3 separate regions of the Homo sapiens genome follow, and regions 1 and 3 are each linked to region 2. The links are chromatin loops, found by intact Hi-C in ENCODE. Cell type or tissue: heart right ventricle. All regions are shown on one strand. Each heading gives the region's core, and the rest is flanking DNA. Links, peaks and the distances in the headings are about the cores only.

Region 1 (4,713 bases), core at 1,366-3,865, 100 kb after region 2:
TCAGGAGTTCGAGACCAGCCTGGGCAACATGGTGAAACACTGCCTCTACTAAAAGTACAAAACTTAGCCGGGTGCGGTGGCACACGCCTGTGGTCCCAGCTACTTGGGAGGCTGAGGCACAAGAATCGCTTGAACCCGGGACGTGGAGGCTGCAGTGAGCCGAGATCATGCCACTGTACTCCAGCCTGGGTGACAGAGTGAGACCCTGTCTTTAAAAAAACAACAACAACAACAAAAATACTAAAGAGATTAAGAATGTTGCTCATGCCCATAATCTCAGCACTTTGAGAGGCTGAGGCAGGCCGATCGCTTGAGCCCAGGAGTTTGAGACCAGCCTGGGCAACATGGTAGAACCCCATCTCTACAAAAAGATATAAAAAAATTAGCCAGTTGTGATGGCACACACATGTAGTCCCAGCCACGCGGGAGGCTGACATCAGAGGATCACTTGAGCCCAGGAGGTTGAGGCTGCAGTGAGCTCTGATCACACCACTGCTCTACAGCCTGGGTGGCAAAGTGAGACCCTGTCGCAAAAAATAAAATAAAATAAAATTTCTATGATGTGAAGAAGGGGGAATGTTAGAAATGTATATTAGTACTATAAAATCTGAATTTTTAAATAAATGAAGCCAATATAAATGTGTAAAAATACTTAATTACAGTATATTTTATGAAATAGCACTTTGCCACCTTCAAGCAAGCACATGTAATAATAACTACCCTTGCAAAGTGTTTGCAAGGAAAGAGGACTGTGGGGACTTGCTTTAATAAGTAGAAAGGATTATGTAATTAACATGTTAATTATTAATAAGTGAGTTTGTATGGGAAAAAGAGAGCTAAAATCAATTTCATGTCCATAGCCTTTTTATTTCTTAAGGACAAAACTATCTTGTTTGTTTTTTGTGTTCTCTAGAGGAATGTCTATCACACTGACTATCCAGAAATACTTTTTGCATGTTGTTATTAGTTACAAAATATAAACACTCGGGCCTTAGTTTTGCTGTGAGTAAGTAGAGTTACCTTGGGCAAGTAACAGTAGTTCTGAGTCTAGATTGCTCCCAGGCCTCACTCACTCTGTAATAGCCTATGGGAGTCTGGGAAGGGCCACCACACACAGCCATATGGGTCGTGCTGACACCTGGGTTTATGCCTGATTTTTATTGTGTGTGTCTTAGAAAGCAGAGGACTTACAAGTAGGTGTAAATTATTTCTAAATTACTTTGGTAAAGGTGTTTTTCAGAAGGGTTTAAAGATTTTTTTTTTCACTAAAATAAATTAGATGCCATCTAGAAATTTTCCTTTTCCCTTCATTCATTATATGTGTCTCATAAGTTCAACAAAGGCAAACTTTAAATGATATTCAGTTGAAATGAATACAGTTCCAAACTACTGAATTACACAGCAATACTCTTAAATTGTGGTTCTAGAGGGGCAAGGTCTAGATGTCAAGAGTTGTGGGGCCCCTGGCTACTTGTGGGTACCTTGTAGGCCCTGCAGTCACTGAGACCCAGGATTTCAGTCTCTACTCTTCTAAGTTCAGAACCTCCATCTTTGGTTGGTTGGTTGGTTGGTTGGTTGGTTGGTTGGTTGGTTAGTTGGTTGTTGAGACAGAGTCTCACTCTGTCACCCAGGCTGGAGTGCAGTGATGCAACCTTGACTCACTGCAACCTCGAGCTCTTGGGCTAAAGGGATTCTCCCACCTCAGCCTCTCTAGTAGCTGGGACCACAGACATGCACCCCACGCCGGGCTAATTTTTTTTGTATTTTTTGTAGAGACAAGGTTTCAGCATGTTGCCCAAGCTAGTTTCAAACTCCTGGGCTCACATGATCCACCCACCTCGGCCTCCCAAAGTGCTAGGATTACAGGCATGAGAGAACCTTGGTCTTATTATTGAATTGGCTTAAATGCAGCTGCTCTTCTGCAGATGTGGGGTCTGTCTGCCACATAGATTCATTCTGTGCAGTCAAAAGACTTCCCCTGGATGGTGATGCAGATTGACAAGATCCTCTTCTCTGACGTTCCAAAGACTAGATTCTGTGCAGGTCACTCGCCCTTCAGTGTGCTCATTTTATTGTTTTCTTCAAACAGGTTGATGCACTTGATAAGGCCACAGCTTCTTCTTATCTTAACCTTGTTTTTTGGTTAAATCGACAGTGCAAAGCAAAAGGATTAATTCCTTCTTCTATACTGTTATGTTTTACTAAGGAAATATACTAAATCTGTTTTGCTAATATTAGAAAAAACAAAAATTGAATTGGATTATTTCATAGCAAAGGATAGGTGAACGTAATCAAGTCTTCTTGTGATGCCTGAATCTAGCCTTCAAGTTATAAGACGTAAGCGTGAATTTTTCTTAGACTGATAATCATCATGATTTTGATAAGATCATCACATCATGATCTTAACAAAACCTGGGAATTAGGGAGAAAAAGGAAAATATACAGTACAAATCAACTTAAAATGAAAAAAGAAAAAAATCAAGCAACTTTAATTTTGACTCTTGTGAGGCTAATTGTTTTACTGCAGTAATTAACATCAGCAGTACTTAAGAGGGGCACACCTCCTGCCCTCACCGTGTGACCGAGCGCACCACCGTACGCACCATGTCAGGTGGGCTTCATTAAGACAGCGGTGGGTGGCACCTAGAGAGGCAGGGTGTGGACATGCAGCTTCACTTGCCCTCTTAGCAAGGTACCTTTTCCCGAGGTCCATCGCTCTTCCATTTATTCGAATGTTTAAAAGGAAATTACCTGTTGACACATTTCACAAATCTGTCAGAGCTGCACCAGGCACCCTGGAGAAGGGTCCCTCCACCTGTGGTTAGCGGCAGCCGATCGGGACCCTCCCTGGCCCGCCTGCAGGGGGTGCCTTTCCCCTGCAGTCTGTGTGGGGCATGCAGTGCACAGCAGCTGAGCCTGGAGACACAGCCTCTGGAGTGTGCTTCTGATGGTTAGACGCATTCGGTTCTTACCATAGAGACTTGACTGTTCACACTGCAGTTGACTATTGGGTTGGGTTAATAGCTATATATATATATATTAAACTATATATAGAGAGAGCTATATATATAATTATTATTTTTTTTTTTTGAAGATGGAGTTTTGCTGTGTTGCCCAGGCTGGGGTGCAGTGGTGCAATCTCAGCTCACTGCAACCTCTGCCTCCTGGGTTCAAGCAATTTTCCTGCATCAGCCTCTGGGGTAGCTAGGATTACAGGCGCCCACCACCATACCCAGCTAATTTTTCATATTTTTAGTAGAGGCAGGTTTTCACCATGTTGGCCAAGCTGGCCTCAAATTCCTGACCTCAAGTGATTCACCCGCCTCAGCCTCCCAAAGTGCTGGGATTACAGGTATGAGCCACCGTGCCCAGCCTTTTTATATATTTTTTAATGTCAGTGCTTACCTTTTATACATTCTATTTAAGGAATAAATTGCGTATCTGTGCGTGATGAAAGTAAAACTAGGGATATAGTGCAATATGATGATGTAAAGATAGTTTCTCTTCACTAATTATAAAGTTATTAGAACACTTTTTGGGCCAGGTGCAGTGGCTCACGCCTGTAATCCCAGCACTTTGGGAGGCTGAGGTGGGTGGATTGCTTAAGTCTAGGAGTTTGAGACCAGCCTGGGCAACACAGTGAAACCCCATCTCTATTAAAAATACAAATATTAGCCTAATGTGGTGGCACGCGCCTGTAATCCCAGCTACTCAGGAGGCTGAGGCAGGAGAATTACTTGAACCCGGGAGGCGGAGGTTGCAGTGAGCCGAGATCACACTACTACACTCCAGCCTGGGCGACAGAGTGAGACCTTGTCTCGATAAAAATAAAAAGAACACTTTTTGCCTATTCCTTGGCTGATTTTATCTATTCATTGTCAGTTGTCCAACCATAGTTACTATATTTTTTTCCCTGCAGCAACCACATGAGACAGAGAATCTTTTATTGTACCCTTTTTATAGAGGAAGAAACTGAGCTTTGGAGTAACACGTAGCTTTCCAGAGGTCACCTGCCCAGAACCAGATGGCGAGACCCACCTCCTGGGAGGCCTTTCTTCTTCACTTGCTGCCTCGATGTCAGATGCTGGCCTCTGAGCATACCCACGTGTCCTTGGGGTCCGCCTCTGACGTTAGCCCTGGTCCGGGATCCGCTTCTGCCCCGGGAGAGGCAGCGGCCTTCCACATGGCTCCCTTCCCCTCAGCACTCTGCAGAGTCCTCCCTCCTGTGTTTCTCATCATCACTCTCGTCACCTCATGACATGTTCTTGATTTCTTTACTTGCCTGTTTCCTGCCACCAGGACATAAGCTCTTGTCTTCATTCACTGCTGAATCCCCAGCATTTAGCACAGAGCCTGGCATGTAAGAGGCCCTTAATAACTCTTTCTTAAATGAATGAATTTTGCTAAGGCAGAGTAATCCAGAGTCACTGATACTCCGTCCCCTCCTGCCTTGAAGCTTGACCAGTATTGGGTTGACCATTCGATGCCTAAGAGCAGTACCTGGTATATTATCCTTGTGGAGTGAGACTAAGGATAATTTTTGTCTGTTTCTGTGCTTCCATATTTTCTGCATTGAGCGTGCATTACTTTGTAATTAAAAAGGAAGACAATAATTGTTGTAACATAAATGGAAAAAAACTACCAAAAGTGAAACATTGAAGTGACACTGTAAGGTAAGATAATAGGTCTTTCTCCTTCTTTTACACACTTTGT
Region 2 (4,713 bases), core at 715-3,214:
GGATATTGATATGTAATGGAAGATTGTTTTCTGGGCGGGTCATTCTTAGCTACAGGCCCACCATAGATGTTGAGAAACCTAGGTGTACACATAAACCTGGACCACTATATTTTTAATTTTTGCTACCTTGAAAGATAAGATGTTTATTCACATTTCCATGATTATTAATTGACATGGAACAATGGGTAATGTTATTATTGACTTATTTTGTTAACTAATTACTTTTAATTGAACAAGAAGCACATGTAGTTGGTGGGAAAAGTTCTTAGATTGATGTGTTTCTTCCATTTCTTTCCAAAAATATTCTAAGTACATCAAGTATATGACTCACCCCCACCTTTTTTAAAAAAAACTGATGGTAGCTTACTGTGCACACCCTTTCCATTCTTTTTACTTAATAGAGTATCCTGGAAATCTTTTCTTGTCTGCACACATAGATTTACCTCTGTCTTTGTAACAGAAGCATAGTCTTCTATGTTCGACTATACAGTAATTTACTGTAAACTCCCTTGGCAATGAAAATTTGGTTATATTCACTTTTCACTGTTACAAACAACTCCAGTAAACATCGTTTTAAATATTTATTTTTATACTTTAGGATCAGTGGAATTGTTGGGGTTAATACTTGCGTAATCATATACATGTGCATTTTGATTGATACTGCCAATTGTATTTTATTCCAGTATATATTTTCATCAGCAGTGCAAGGCTGTGATTTGAATAATTACCCAAACCTGTGTATATGTTGTAATTATTACAAGGTTTAATCTTTAGTACAATATGACTTTATTTGTATTCCTTTAATTATGAGTATCGTTCATTATACATTGTTATAAATGAGCATTATTTCTCACTTTAGTTCCTCTTTTTGTGACAGTGTGATACTGATTTTAGAACTATTTAAAAAAATAAATTGCAGCATAGTTTTGGCATTGCTTTATTTTGACGATAATGCTGCTAGAATTAGTATACTCTGTTTTCAATGAGTGCTTTACATTGTGAACATAAAAAGGACGTTGAAAGTGAAAGAGAAAGGAAAGTACGGCCAGTTTTACTTCCAAATTCAGGAATTCTTGTTTTCCCAATTTTCTTACTGGAATGATTGGAAATTAAGGTGATTTGTGTTATTTTTGGTGGAGGTGGGCCGTAGGGTAATTGGGAAAGAGATGTCAATTGAAGGTTTTTGTGCTTTAGGAGAGTGAGGACTGTAAATGGCTTAGCTGCTGCTGAACTTTACAGACTGAACTTTCACAGAGCTCTTAGAGGTTCTCTACAAATGGAATCCTTTTAGGCACTTGTGTTATAAAATGTTGATTGTAACATTTGAAATAAGTGTGAGTTAATGGAAAGGGCCTTGTCTTTGCCTTTAGGAAGTTTCTACTTTGTTATCCTAAACCTGCCCCTTCACACCTCTGTACTTCAGGAACCCTTGAAAAGTTCTCTCTCCCATTGAAGTGAAACATGGGTCTCATCAGAGTATTCAAATTTGTCTCTGTATTTGTTACAGTGTCTGTGTGGAGGAGGAGAACGTTGGCTATTATGTCCTAATTTTACATTTGATTAAACCTGTGACTTTTTTTTTCTTACTGCTAATTTTTAAGTCTCCCCACATCAAAGTTAAAAAGAAAAATAACACAATGAATAATCTTATCTTTTCATTTATGAATTAGAATTTATTTTTGACTGTATAATGGATACTTAAATACATTTCACTTAGATATTTATACCTAAGCTAAACTCATTTTCTTATGACATTAGGCACAAAACATTGCATTTAATAAATATCTGCACAGTATTTATTATGAATGAGTGATGGTCTTTTTGAGATTAGAGCAGATAAATGCAGATTATAGGCAAAGAATTAGTATTTTAGCATCAATGCTGTGTCTTCCCAGTACAGTATCCAGTCTTTCCATTGAGAATTTCCCAAATTTTTCAGTTGTATATTCTTGTTTTAATCGGATTAACACAGATCTACTTCTAATTTATGTATAAGAATGATGGGTGGTTTTGTCTTATGAAATATAGTTATTGACTTTTCTGTTATTGTTGTTCAAATTTATGACAAAAGGAACAAAAAAGCTTAGCTGATTTCGGCCGGTAAGTTTAATGACTACTACCTGGAAATTAAGTGTGAAAGTTGAAATACTCCTTTGCTCCCACTAGAGGGGGATTCCTTCCAACTTAGGTAAAAATGCTCTTAGACTCAGCGTGAAAACCTTGTGTGACATTGATATTCCCTTTGTATTAAATTGAGGATAACCTCATGTTTTTAAAATCAGCTGATTTTCTGTAGTTGCTGATATTAAAATCTTACAGAAATAGAGGATGTAAAGGATACTTGAACTAGGGTACATATATATGTAAACAATAGTGCTTTTGAACAAAACATAAATACTTTTGTAGAGTTGCTGTAATTAAATTCGTTTAAAGGTATATTAAGAGTTTCAAAACAATTCCCCCAGCCCTCCTGGAGATAGAATCTGGGGTGAAGGGTGCCCTGGTGGGATCTGACTCCCTCCTCCCACCCACAAGGTCTGTCACTGTCTCTGTCTGCTGAAATAGCCACAGGGAGAGTTCTAAATTTCACACGAAAGCTTTGATTTGCTCTCACCTCAAGTTGTCAAATATATTAAAGCCTTATCTTTAAATAGAGCTCTATTTGCTATTGAATTTTCTTGTTACATTGACTTTTTATAATATGATAAAATATGCAGAACTCACTGAAGATTTTTTCTTGCAAAGTTAAACTGTAATATATTTTAAAAATAATTCTATTTGTGTTAAAAATAGCACATCAAGGGTGAGGTATGCAGATATGATCTATATGTGTAATTCACAAGCAAATGTCATACGATGTTCACAGTATTTAAGATTCAGCATATTTCCTGTTCGCGTTTTTCCTTTAAAGTCTCCAATGTTGATTAGAGGTTTTAATTTAAAAAATAGTTGAGGTTAGTAACCTAGCATTGTGAAAGTCAGGGCTTGGGAAATTCAAACATGTAATCTTTTTTCCTTTTCTTAAATGAAAAGTCTATAATAAGGCCTTGTTTCTAAATCTAACAGCCTTGGAAATTAAAATGTAAACAGAAATGCTGTCAGTGAAACTTACAATGATTTTTTCTACTATAATTGATCCAACATTTCAGTCTTTAGCCTAAAATCATATTTGGTATCAGCAACATATGGTTTTCTATGAAAACGAGGCTGCTCATCTCCATCCCTAATGGTAGTATCTTTCTTTTGCTTTCCGCACCAGGCTCTGCCAGTGCCAGGGGGTGGTCAGTGAGCCTGGCTTTCAGTGAAGCAGTTGGAGAAGACAATTTGCTTCCTTGTTTCTTCTTTTGACCCTTTTAACTTTCATACTGGATGAAAGTCTTATTGTCATGGCCTTCCTTTCTATATTTTCTGTCCACAAGGGAAGAATACAATTTTGTTTTATAGCAGGATACATTAGATAGGCCTATGTGCCTTCTACTTAAACACCTGCCACACATGCCTAGTTTTAAAAGGTTTAAAACTGACAGTGAAGCCTGTTACAGTCTGATATTGCCCACCCACCCCGTCTTCCTCTTTAAAAATACTCAGATGTGTTCTGTTGCCTTCTTTCCTTGTTCTTTTCCATCGTGTATTGGTACTTTGCAATAGTCAAAGTTAAAAGCTTTACACACGACACTGAATAATTATGTTTAAAAAACAGTAATTATCAATACACGTTTTGTTCCTCGCAGCTTTTTAAAATTCATGTTAATGAGCTCTGTCTTCTATGCATGAGACTGACAGGCAGTCTTGAAGTTTTGCCATCATTTCACAACTTGTTGCTTAGACACTGCCTGCCTTTTCCAGAGTATTGCTTTCAGGAACTCTTGCTCTGCAACATTCCAGAGATCCAGCGCTGCCCACTCTGATCTGAGCAGGACAAGAATCTACTGGTAGCACACATGCATAGTGAGATTGCTCTACAAAGGGCAGCTTCCCCTCACTGTCTGTCAGTAAAAGACCAAAAGGCATATGCAACATGTTGTGATTTAGGTGAGAAGGATGATTCTACTCACTCCCTGGATTGTTTTTGAGGAACTTCAACCACTACGTCCACATGATGGCAGATGGATTCATTTGATAGGAGCTCCCGCCGTCTTATAGAACTGAAACCCAGACGGTGACTGGGATTTCAGCCCAGCTCTTGAAGATACTCACAGATCTCTCTTTCTTGACAACTGACATAAATGGAATGCCAGTTTTCTCAGAACTCTCAATTCTAGGCCATGCCTGTGTCTGGTTTCTGTGGCTAGACTCAAAGAGGTTTTTGATAGTGCCTAAATTATGTTTTTCCTTATGATTTCAGGTTGAAGTCTTGGCCTCGGAGGATGCAGCCTTTGGACTCAAGGTGTGTAGTCTGGTGTAGTTCATTGTGGAGGTTTTTGTCAGTTCCTCCTAGGTGGATTTGAAGGTTCAACAGAGGGGACTTATTTTTTTTTTAATCATAATCAAAACACTGAGGTTTAAAAATCTTCACAAGTTTAAGATTTCTCTTATTGTGATTAAGATTAGACTGTGGTAGTATTTTCATTACCTTCTTTGTTGTGTAGAAAGAAACAATACAGGAAAACAAGAGTTTCGTTTAGCAGTAATTGACTTTTAAATTTCAATTCGGCATAGCACAAGATTTGCTTAAATTTTGCCCCAGTTTGGGGCTACTGAAATGTAAGATGT
Region 3 (4,713 bases), core at 1,462-3,961, 120 kb after region 2:
TCAATTAAAACTTTTAGAATTACAGAACTATTATGGAAGCCATAAAGTGCATTTATAAATCATCAAATCAAAAAGTAGTAAAACACTAATTCTAAAAGGATCAGAGATTTATTTTTTAATGTTAATGAGAGCCAAGGAATCACAGCATGAACTGTGCAGCAGACCTGGGAGGGACCGGAGACCATGAGGTGCCCCAAGCCACTCGTGAGCGTCACCCAGAGATTTTCGACAGCCGCTGTACACCCTCACCCAGCCAGGGGGCCAAGGCGCGGGAGCCTCAACTCCAAAATCCCCTGGTGGTTCTGGTGTGGAAGCCAGCTCAGGTCTGAGGGGGGCCTCAGAGATAACCGCCACTGCAGAGCACGGAGGCAGCATGGAGTGGGAGGTTTGGGAGGCATGCTCCGGACGCTTCCTCCTTATGCAGTCTTCCTGAGGGACATCACGTGAGGAGCACACAGGGCTCGCACTGGGAGCACTCTGGCATCAGAAGCTCGAGTCTGCGCCGACCTGACCCTGACTCAGGCTCTGGAGATCTGTTGATCATGGCAGAGTGTGTCTTCCTAAATGCTTTGTCTTGATTTCTGCCCTTTTGCTTCCTCTCAGACCTCAGTATCCTCCTCATCCCCTGAAATACTCAGTTCCCCACCACACCTAGCCTGCCCTCTTCATTCGGATATTCCCCTCTCCGGGTCTGGGTCTGGCCCTCTCACAGCTGGTGGCTGTGCTCACTCGGAGATGGCTCACCGTGACTCGCGCACCACTGTCTATGCCACCTGTCTTCACTTCCAGCTTCATGGCTCTGTTAACATCCCGCCCCCATAGATACACACTTACACCAGATGTCCTGGGATCGTCACAGCGAGAACCAGCATTAAAGCGCACCCATCACTAGGCGTCATTAGCAGCCCAGCCCAGCAACCCCCACGGTTCTGAGTTACGAAAGGCAGGGATCTTTGGAATTACGTGTGTGCAACAGGAGTGGCAATGGCCAGTGATGCCAACCTGCCAGGTGTCAGGCTGATGACCAGCAGGTGGTGAATTTTTCACCGCCCTGAAATCTGATAACCTCAACAGTGTTTTGGGCTGAAGGCAGCAGGAAGTTTGTAAGTGGTGAAGAGGCTATGACTATGTCTTAGTATATTGCAGCTTGGGGTTTGGAAAGTGTCGTGGGTCACAGGGCATCTTAGTAGCAGTAAGGAGTATGAGAAGCAACTCACTAAGATGCTAAGATTCCTCTTAATCTTGGTCTTCATTCTTATTTTGAACTCCATTTCTGCCATTATATAGATTTAAAAAACCAAACAGGCCGGGCACAGTGGCTCACGCCCGTAATCCCAGTACTTTGGGCTGCCAAGGTAGGAGAATTGCTTGAGGCCAGGAGTTCACAAGCAGCCTGGGCAACGTAGTGAGCCAGTCTTTACAGAAAGTGAAAAACAGTGAGCTAGGCATGGTAGCGCACACCTCTAGTTCCAGGTACTCAGGAGGCTGAGGTGGGAGGATCACTTGAGCCCAGAAGTTCAAGGTTGTGGTGAGCGAGGATCGTGCCAGTGCACTCTGGCCTGGAGTAAAACAGTAAGACCCTGTCTCTTAAAAAATAATAATAATAACAAAAAATGCACAGACAGAAACCTGTAAGATTGTGGCCCTTGTTTTAAAAGTGAACTCATACTGGATTACTTTTGATTGTTAAAATTCCTGCCAGGTAAGAACCTGTCTGAATCCTGTCCTGCACAGAGTGGCTGGTGAGGACATAAAGAACTATAGCTTTGCTCAGCTTGCAAGCCTTGCCTAAATTTTAACCCTAACTGAACAATGTTTGGCTTTACCAAACTAAGTCACTTTGTGGCCCAGGCCACCGTTAACTCAGGAAATCTCCAAGAATTTTTAGGAGGATTTTTTAAAGATCAGAAATTACTGTTTTTCTGTTTCCTGGACAAGTGCATTTTTTATTAGAGGTTTCTACACAATATTGCTGCAACACAGTGATATAGGATGGAGAACTCAGGACCCAGATTAATTTTCTTAAGCCCACTGACAAGCCCATTAAGGCATGAGAGTTAGATAGAACGCATGTAAGATAGATGTGTGCTTCCCCCTCGCACTGCTAAAACTCAGGTTCGTCCATCAGGGATTGTTACCTACTCTGAGTATTGCTGGGCTGATAAGCTCTCTGTGTCTGAGGCTGTGTGGCTCCAGACCTCTAAGAGACCTGCTCCCTCCACTCTGCTTCTGTGGCTCCTCGGCAGCTAAGCCACTTTGGGATTAGCAGTTCACTCCCCTTTATACCTTGTGACCTTGGAAGGGATGTCCTGGAATAAAGGATGTGGCTATTCCTAGCACTGAGAAGTAATAGCCCTCCTTGGAAATAACAGAGATCTTTTCTTAATGGTACTATGATCTCAAGATAAACTTTTTAAGTAAAGATCCTTAAGTAGAATGCAATAGAGGTGACACTTTCTCTCTGTGGGTGACATCCATGGCAGCTAATGTTTCTTTCATGCTGTATGGATCTAGCTTCACCAGACCAGGAAACTGTGCCATTTACATCTTCTCAGAGGTCAGTGGGATGCGACATGATACCAAACCCCCAAAGTTCTGGAGAGTCATCCATTGCAGGGAAAAGACAGGATTTAGGACCCACTGCTACCCCCCTGTGGCTCTAATCCACACTGTGCGCTTGAGGCAGCCCATGTGCTGGGGATCAGCAGGGAAAAGCTGAAATCAGAATCTCTGAACTAAATACCTTCACAGTATTGAGGTTCATTTTTGTATGGTTGCCAGGAAAGAGTCCGTAGTAGCAGAACAATGGGCTTAACAAACCAAAATCAACTTTGAGGATGAAGAGAACTTCCTTAGTTATCAGTTGCTAAAATTCAAGCAACCAGACAACACCATGTTTGCATTTTCTTCACACCCCGACAAGGAGGCCTCTCGCCTCAGAACCCCTGAGCTCTATTTGTTCTCCTGGTTGCTTTGAGAGAAAAGGTGAAGATCAGTGAGCTGCTTTAGGAACAACTAAAGCTGGTTACCTGCATTGAAGCAAAAAGGAAGAGCTGAATCTTGAAATTGCACAACAGGTGCCATTTCAGCAGGGAGTGCCAGGAGCAGAGCTGGTAACAGGTCGGAACCTTCTGAGAAGTCTGTGTGAAGTATGAACAAAAGGGAAAAACGTTTCTGATGTTAGAGGCTTTTAAGAAATCCAGACTGGAATATGCAGTATTCCTCAGTGCTTAGCAAGAAGAGCTTCACCAAGATGCAGGAGTGAAAAATACAGCTCTTTGGAGAAATGTGGAGACAATCAGGAGAAATGCTTTGAAAACAAGAGGCCCTGTGGGCAGTGCCACATTTTAAAGGACCAGGCAAAGACGTGCCAGGGAGAAGTTCTATTCTGAAGAGCTAAGGCATAGCCACTGAAAATATTATTCTTGAGAGTATGGTGACAAAGTTACTACTGTTCCTTTACTTAGAAGTTCTCTTTCATAAAGCTGTCGCAAAACAATATTCTTCTTTGCCCATTCTTAAAGGAAGAAAATAAAATGTAAACATATCAGCTACCAAAGGTTTTGGGGAGTTATTAACAGGGAGCTGGAAGATAACTGGTAGCTGCTCCAGCTTGTCTGCTAGCACTGAATACATGGAAGCTTTCTTTGAGTGAGCAGGCTGCCTCGAAAACAGGTCACATTCGCCAGTGGAGGAAGACTTAGACAAGACTCACAAAGTCTTATATAGAGGGTTCCTGCATAGGGAGGAAAGATGACCCCAAACCTCTGCTTCCTGACCTGAGAGTCCACCTGCCTGTGTGACGCTAGGTGCTCAGAGGCCTGTCCAAAGCCAAACCCTGTCCACATGTCCAAAACTAAGCCCACGCTTTCCCCTGATGTTCTTTATTTCAGTGACTGCTCCATTATCTGCCCATCCCACAAGCTGGACACCTAGGAGACAGCTAGGCACAACTTTTCTTTTCCCCAGAGGACCTAATTCATCACCAAATCCTGTCCGTTTCACCTCCACGATATTGCTCAACTCTCTCTTGTGCTCCACCACCTGTTCCAGGGCACCATCATTTCTTCCTTGGTTGTGGTAACAGCCTCGTAACGGTCAGCCCCACATTCGTTCTTCTTGCCTCCGATGTGTTCTTCCCAGCATGGCCAGAGAACAATGTCTTTAAAATAAACATATTTTAATGCCATTGCTCCTGCTTAAAAACCCCAAGTGTCTTCCTGTTTCTCTTAGGATAAAGACCAAACCCAGAGAACCATAAGCCTGGCCCCGCACCACTCTCGCTTCTTATTTTGCTCTACCGCATTTTCTCCTGGAGAGGGCCTCCTGGATGCCCCAGGGCCCTTGAATTTGCTGTTTCTCTTTTCTCTTCTCCTTACCTGGTTAATTCCAGTGGATTGATCCCTCAGATCTGAGAGATGGAGGGGACGTCATCCCTTCCTTGGGACCTTTTCCTGTGCTCGCCTTCCTGTGAGCTCACATAACACACAGACCTCTCCAAGCCACGCATGTGGTCGCAACTTCGCACTCGCTGCCCTGGTTGTTTGACTTTGGTTGTGTTTGTTTTTAGTCTTGGCCCGCTGTTGTGCTCATTCCTCTCCCATACTTATCTTAAAATACTCATCTTGGACAAGTGATTATAACTGTCAACAAAGCAGTAGGTATTTCTGGTTAATTGTAATTACTTATAGCATGTCTCCCTGAGCAAAAGGG

What was found. Hi-C counts contacts between places; a loop is a spot of excess contacts. Peaks named below come from ENCODE experiments on the same cell type or tissue, not always from the same donor. Only the 100,000 strongest peaks of a DNase experiment are listed, where the experiment ranks them.
Region 1: it touches region 2 in a loop (2.4-fold over the local background); 11 of 110 quality-filtered maps call a loop at or near these places.
Region 3: it touches region 2 in a loop (2.3-fold over the local background); 12 of 110 quality-filtered maps call a loop at or near these places.

Annotation. Positions count from the first base shown.
Region 1 is chr6:157,136,650-157,141,362 of GRCh38, forward strand. All of the region lies in intron 7 of ARID1B (AT-rich interaction domain 1B), which reads left to right. Among named protein-coding and RNA genes, the nearest start is that of TMEM242, 180 kb to the right of the region's middle. In heart right ventricle, for the core only: a CTCF peak has its summit at 2,857 (motif pointing right); no DNase peak of the experiment used is centred there.
Region 2 is chr6:157,032,490-157,037,202 of GRCh38, forward strand. The region is part of intron 4 of ARID1B (AT-rich interaction domain 1B); the gene reads left to right. Among named protein-coding and RNA genes, the nearest start is that of MIR4466, 260 kb to the left of the region's middle. In heart right ventricle, for the core only: CTCF peaks have their summits at 2,150 and 2,352; no DNase peak of the experiment used is centred there; H3K4me3 peaks cover 874 bases; H3K27ac peaks cover 1,156 bases.
Region 3 is chr6:157,156,437-157,161,149 of GRCh38, forward strand. All of the region lies in intron 8 of ARID1B (AT-rich interaction domain 1B), which reads left to right. Among named protein-coding and RNA genes, the nearest start is that of TMEM242, 160 kb to the right of the region's middle. In heart right ventricle, for the core only: a CTCF peak has its summit at 2,655 (motif pointing left); no DNase peak of the experiment used is centred there.